Linked DNA regions of Homo sapiens: region 1 is linked to region 2. A link is an interaction called in ENCODE POLR2A ChIA-PET data of the cell type or tissue named here. Cell type or tissue: HepG2. All regions are shown on one strand. Each heading gives the region's core, and the rest is flanking DNA. Links, peaks and the distances in the headings are about the cores only.

What was found. ChIA-PET counts read pairs that join two places held together with the same protein. Peaks named below come from ENCODE experiments on the same cell type or tissue, not always from the same donor. Only the 100,000 strongest peaks of a DNase experiment are listed, where the experiment ranks them.
Region 1: POLR2A ChIA-PET joins it to region 2 with 5 read pairs; 2 of 35 experiments call an interaction of 5 or more read pairs at or near these places.

Annotation. Positions count from the first base shown.
Region 1 is chr16:30,633,090-30,635,992 of GRCh38, reverse strand. No RefSeq gene overlaps it. Among named protein-coding and RNA genes, the nearest start is that of PRR14, 16 kb to the left of the region's middle. RefSeq lists enhancers at 625-1,575, 1,576-2,527. In HepG2, for the core only: no CTCF peak of the experiment used is centred there; a DNase peak (open chromatin) is centred at 1,592; H3K4me3 peaks cover 1,897 bases.
Region 2 is chr16:30,895,764-30,898,666 of GRCh38, reverse strand. CTF1 (cardiotrophin 1) reads right to left here and starts at 2,053. Exons shown (of 3, transcript NM_001330.5): 1 at 1,999-2,053. The coding sequence starts at 2,023. RefSeq lists enhancers at 1,467-1,516, 2,380-2,883, 2,884-2,903. In HepG2, for the core only: no CTCF peak of the experiment used is centred there; DNase peaks (open chromatin) are centred at 1,466, 1,806 and 2,096; H3K4me3 peaks cover 1,411 bases.

The DNA.
Region 1 (2,903 bases), core at 191-2,690, 260 kb after region 2:
CTCAAAACAAACAAAACAAACAAACAAACAAAATGCTGCTCACCTCAGAGGACTAGATGGAGAATTTTTTTTTTTTTGAGTCGGAGTTTTGTTCTTGTTGCCCAGGCTGGAGTATAATGGTGCGATCTCAGCTCACTGCAACCTCTGCCTCCCGGGTTCAAGCGATTCTCCTGCCTCAGCCTCCCGAGTAAGTGGGATTACAGGCATGCGTCACCACGCCCGGCTAATTTTGTATTTTTAGTAGAGACGGGGTTTCACAATGTTGGTCGGGCTGGTCTTGAACTCCTCACCTCAGGTGATCCGCCCGCCTCAGACTCCCAGAGTGCTGGGATTACAGGTGTGAACCACCGTGCCCTGCCTGGATGGGGATAGTTTTGTAAACTATAGAGTGCCCCCAATTTTTAGTAAAGTTACAAAGAATTTTCACACATTTTGAGTTTTATGGAGCTAGAATGCACATCACAAATACACCTATTTGAAGTGTACAATTCAATTTTTGTGCTAGCATGAAAATTTTAGTGCACTTTCATGACCACAAAAAGAAACTGCATATTCATTAGCATTCACTCCCCATTCCCCCTAGTCCTTCTTTTTTTCCCTGGGCCATAGCGTCTGGCCAATGAAACGGATTTTTGTGCTAGCGCGGCCACAATCAGTACTAGTACATTTTCATCACCCCAGAAAGAACCTCTGTATTTATTAGCATTCACTCCCCTTTCCCCGAGTCCTTCTATAGATTTGTGTATTCTAGATATTTCATATTTTATAAAACACCTTCACACATTTTTACTTGACTTCCAGGATTTTTCTTTTCTCTCTTTTTTTTTTTTGAGACAGAATTCCGCTCTTGTTGCCCAGGCTGGAGTGCAATGGCGCGATCTCGGCTCACCACAACCTCTGCCTCCCGGGTTAAAGCGATTCTCCTGCCTCAGCCTCCAGAGTAGCTGGGATTACAGGCATGCGCCACTACGCCCGGCTAATTTAGTAGAGACGGGGTTTCTCCATGTTGGTCAGGTTGGTCTCGAAGTGTGATCCGCTCAAAGTGCTGGGATTACAGGCGTGAGCCACCGTGCCCAGTCCAGGAGGATTTTTCTTTGTAAGAACCTTTTACAATGATCTGTGGGGGTCCATCCCTCCTATTTTACAGGAGAAAATAGACGGTTATCTAGGCTTTGTGAGTGCCAAGTTCGCACGCGGCTTTCGACTCCGTGGCTACATTGTCGGGCCGGGATTTCGCGATTTCGAGGAGGGATGCTCGGCCTCCTCCTACTAGCGTGGTTGGGGCCTCGGCCAGGGCCGAGTTCCGCGGGGGAGAGCCCCAGGGTTCTGCCACCGCACCGTTGACCTAGAATGCACGTGGGGACAGCCAAAGGTCCAGTCTCCAGTCTCGGAACCCGCGGGCCCCCGAACACGTCTGCCTGCTTGGTCTTCTTTGAACCCAAGTCCCACCGCCCACCAGGATCCTAATGACGCCGGCCTGGGGAACTCCCACGCACGCGCCGTTCAAACGCCCCGCCCTCCGCGGCCCAATCACCGCACACCTTGTTTGGACGTTCGACCAGAAGCGTCCTATCAGCGAGCGCGATCCTAGAGACTGACCAGGATCCGTGACGCCCGTTCGGGTGGGCAGTGCCAGTGCGCTGAAGGGCAAGCCTCAGGGGAAGCTTGTTCCTTATTTAGTAAGATTAGCTTGACTAAGGGAGCGAAGGGCGTCACACTGCTTTTGGAAACAGGTGGTGAGGCTGGCGTCGCCATGTTTTCTAAGGGACTTTCTCAGGATCAGATCCAAGAGTGGTCCTTTAGGGCTTTTTTTTTTTTTTTTTGAGACGTTGTCTCGCCCTGTCACCCAGGCTGGAGTGCAGTGGCGCGATCTCGGCTCAGTGCAACTTCCGTCTCTCGGGTTCAAGCAATTCTCCTGCCTCAGCCTCCAGGGTAACTGCGATTACAGGCTCCCGCCACCACGCCAGGCTAATTTTTGTATTTTAAGTAGAGACGGGATTTCACCATATTGGCCAGGCTGGTCTTGAACCCCTGACTTCCAGTGATCCGCCAACCTCAGCCTCCCAAAGGGGCTTTTAAATGTAAGGGCCGCGCAGGGGCTCCGGGTAGGGCATGAAAGGTTGGGAGGGGCCCTAGCCATTGTCTTTTTTGTTATTGTTAAGGCTGACTTTTTTTAGGCTGTCGCCCATTCTAGAATGCAGCGGCGTGATCTTGGCTCACTGCAGCCTCGACTTCCCTGGCTCAAGTGATCCTCCCACCTCAGCCTCCCGAGTTGCTGGGACCACAGGTGCCACACCGCGCCCGCTTAATTTTTTTTTCTTTATATATATTTTTTTGTAGTGACGGGGTTTCGAACTCCAGGACTCAACGGAGCCTCCCATCTCAGACTCTGGGTGAGATTATAGGCGTTAACCATGACTCCCTACCCAGTATAAACTCAAACACACCAGGCGCAGCAGCTCACGCCTGTAATCCCAGCACTTTGGGAGGTGAAGGCAGGTGGATCACCTGAAGTCAGGAGTTCGAGACCAGCCTGGCCAACATGGCGAAATCCCGTCTCTACTAACAATAACAAAAATTAGCTGGGCGTGGTGGCAGGCGCCTGTAATACCAGAGATTCAGGAGGCTGAGGCAGGAGAATCGCTTGAACCCAGGAGGTGGAGGTTGCAGCCAGCCAAGATCGTGCCATTGCACTCCAGCTGGGGCAACAAGAGTGAAACTCTGTCTCAAAAAAACAAAAACAAAAGCAAATAAAATATTGCTGGGCGCGGTGGCTCACACCTGTAATCCCAGCAGTTTGGGAGGCCAAGGCGGGCGGATCACTTGAGGTCAGGAGTTTGAAACCAGCCTGGCCAACATGGTAAAAACCTTTTCTCTACTAAAAATACAAAAAAATTAGCCCA
Region 2 (2,903 bases), core at 99-2,598:
AAATAAATAAAAACATAGAAAAGCTACAGTTAAAATACATATATAGGTATGTATTTTATTATATAATATATATCGGTTAGGCGTGGTGGCTCACGCCTGTAATCCCAGCACTTTGGGAGCCCGAGATGGGCAGATCACTTGAGGTCAGGAGTTTGAGACCAGCCTGGCCAACATGGTGAAACCCCGTTTCTACTAAAAATACAAAAATTAGCCAGGCATTGGGCTCAGTGGTTCACGCCTTTAATCCCACACTTTGGGAGGATGAGGCGGGCGGATCACTTGAAGTCAGGAGTTCGGGACCATCTGGTGAAACCCTGTCTCTACTAAAAATACAAAAATTAGTCAGGCATGATGGTGGGTGCCTGTAATCCCAGCTACCAGGGGGCCTGAGGCATGAGAATCGCTTGAACCTGGGAGGAGGAGGTTGCATTGAGCTGAGATCAGGTCACTGCACTCCAGCCTGGGTGACAGACCGAGACTTCGTCTCAAAAAAAAAAAAAAAAATTGTCCAGGCGCAGTGGCTCACGCCTGTAATCCTAGCACTTTGGAGGGCTGAGGCAGGTGGATCACGAGGTCAAGAGATCAATACCATCCTAGCCAACATGATGAAACCTCATCTCTACTAAAAATACAAAAAAAAAAAAATTAGCTGGACTTGGTGGCACACGCCTGTAGTCCCAGCTACTTGGGAGGCTGAGGCAGGAGAATTGCTTGAACCCAGGAGGCAGAGGTTGCAGTGAGCCAAGGCCACTGCACTCCAGCCTGGCAACAGAGAAAGACTCCATCCCAAAAGAGAAAGAGAGAGAGAGAGAGAGACGGAGTCTTGCTCTTTCGCCCAGGATGGGGTGCAGTGGTGCAATCTTGGCTCACTGCAGCCTCGACCTCCTGGGCTCAAGCGATCCTCCCGCCTGGGTCTCCTGTGTAGCTGGGACTACAGGCATGCGCCACCATGCCCGGTTAATTTTTGTATTTTTTTGTAGAGACAGGGTTTCGCCATGTTGCCCAGGCTAAAAATGCATAGAATCTTATGGGACCTCCATTGTCTGTGCGGTCCACCTGTTGACCAAATGTTGTTATGCAGTGCATGACTGTACTGCCTCCTCAGTGAAGCCTCCAGAATCACTTCTCCTTTATAAACGAACTCCTTCCTTTGACTTAAGGCCATTTGCATGAGTTCCAGGGTAGCTCTTTTAACGGCTTTTCTGTGTGTATCTGCCTTAGCCTGAGAGCCCTTTGAAGACAGGGCTTACATATTTCTACCTCAGTGACTGCTAGTGGACTTCAACATCATCGAAGTACAGAACTTCATATCAAAATGTGCCTTGAAGGCCCATTTTACAGATAGGGAGACTGACTTCCATTTCCATTTCTCTCCCTGATGCCCCATCCATGCAAGGCGCTGGCCTGGCTAGTCAGCGAATCAAGGTCCGCAAGAGCCAGTGTCTGGCGCCCCGGGAGGGACTCCATTTCCCGAAACGCACAGCGCGCGCCCGATGCGTGCTGGGGAATGTAGTCCTGACCCGGTGCCCCGCCCCCGCCCCACCCCCGAAGTTTCCCAGCACCAGTCGCGATCCTCAGCAGCCCAGACTTTCGTCTCCTGTTGTCACTCACTACTTCCTGTGACTCCAAGACTGCCTTCCCTTACTCTACCCCTTCCTTCAGCCCCCCAGCTCTGATTCTTTCCCGAGACTCAGTGGACGCAGGGGTCCTGCCCCAGCCCCGACCCCAGTCCTCCCCCTGGGTGTACTCGAACCGGTGATCTAAGCCCTGAGCCCAGGTCCCTGAAACCTCAGCCCCAGGCCTCCTCTAAACCCTAGCGCCTGCTGTTTCTCACAACTCACCCGCTCACTCGTTACCTGACACCGGAGCCCTGCCCTTCCCCGCCAAGGCCGCTCCCCTCCCGGACCCGGGGGTGGCGGAAACCCAGACCCCCAGCTCCCAATCCCTCTGACTCCTGCGCCCCTCAGCGACCCGGCGTCCGGTCCCTCAGCCCCTTACCCAGACTTCCCTCCCTCCGGCTCATGCTGGCCCCTGGCTGATCCCGGCTCCCTTCACGCCCCCCTTTCGAGGGGGGAGAAAGGGGAAAGGGCTGGGGGCGTGGCCCGGGCGCAGCCAATCAGAGCCCAGACCCCAAACATTTCATCCTACCCCCCCTTTTGAGACAGGATTCCTTGGCCCTGAGCTCAGCTCCTCGTCCGTGGGGCCTAGTGGGGGAAGGGGCCCGAGGGGGAAGGCAAGTTGTCTGCCGGGTGGACAGGACCTCGGGGCTGGGGGTGTCAGGGCCTGGGAGGCAGCCCAATGTTCTGCCGCGGGCTCAGGCTTGGACCTGAGGCAGCGGCTGCTTTGGGTGTAAAGCTGAGGAGACAGGAGAGGGAACTGCCGGACTGGCAGGACAGGAATGCGCAGGCCCTCTCTCTAGTCTGGGGCGCGGCTTGCGAGGGAGGCTACGATGGGGGCCGTCAGGCTTGGGGCATGTTTGTCCAGACATACATCTCCTGGCCTATCTTAGATGGCTTCCAATCTCATTGTCACACCCACCAGGAGGGAGACAGATACACTGCTCTCCTCTTCTTAGCAGGCCTAGTAACAATCACACCCCGCCCCCCACCCCCAGGAGAACAAGCTACAGAGACCTGGACAGGAAGTCACACCCATACGTCAACCCCATTAACCTGGTGTAGACGGAAAGGAAGGCACATAGGGATGATCCATACTTGGTTTCTGGCCCCCGCGAGGGGCTCGCGGTCTGTCGAGGAAGCCCATAGACAACAGAAGCTAATGGGGTTTGTGAATGAAGACGAGGAGGCCCGTGTGTGTGTGCGCTTGCGTGTGTCTGCGTGTGTGCGTGCATGCGGACGTGTGTGCGTGTGAGCATGCGTGTGTGCGAGTGGATTTGTGTGCGT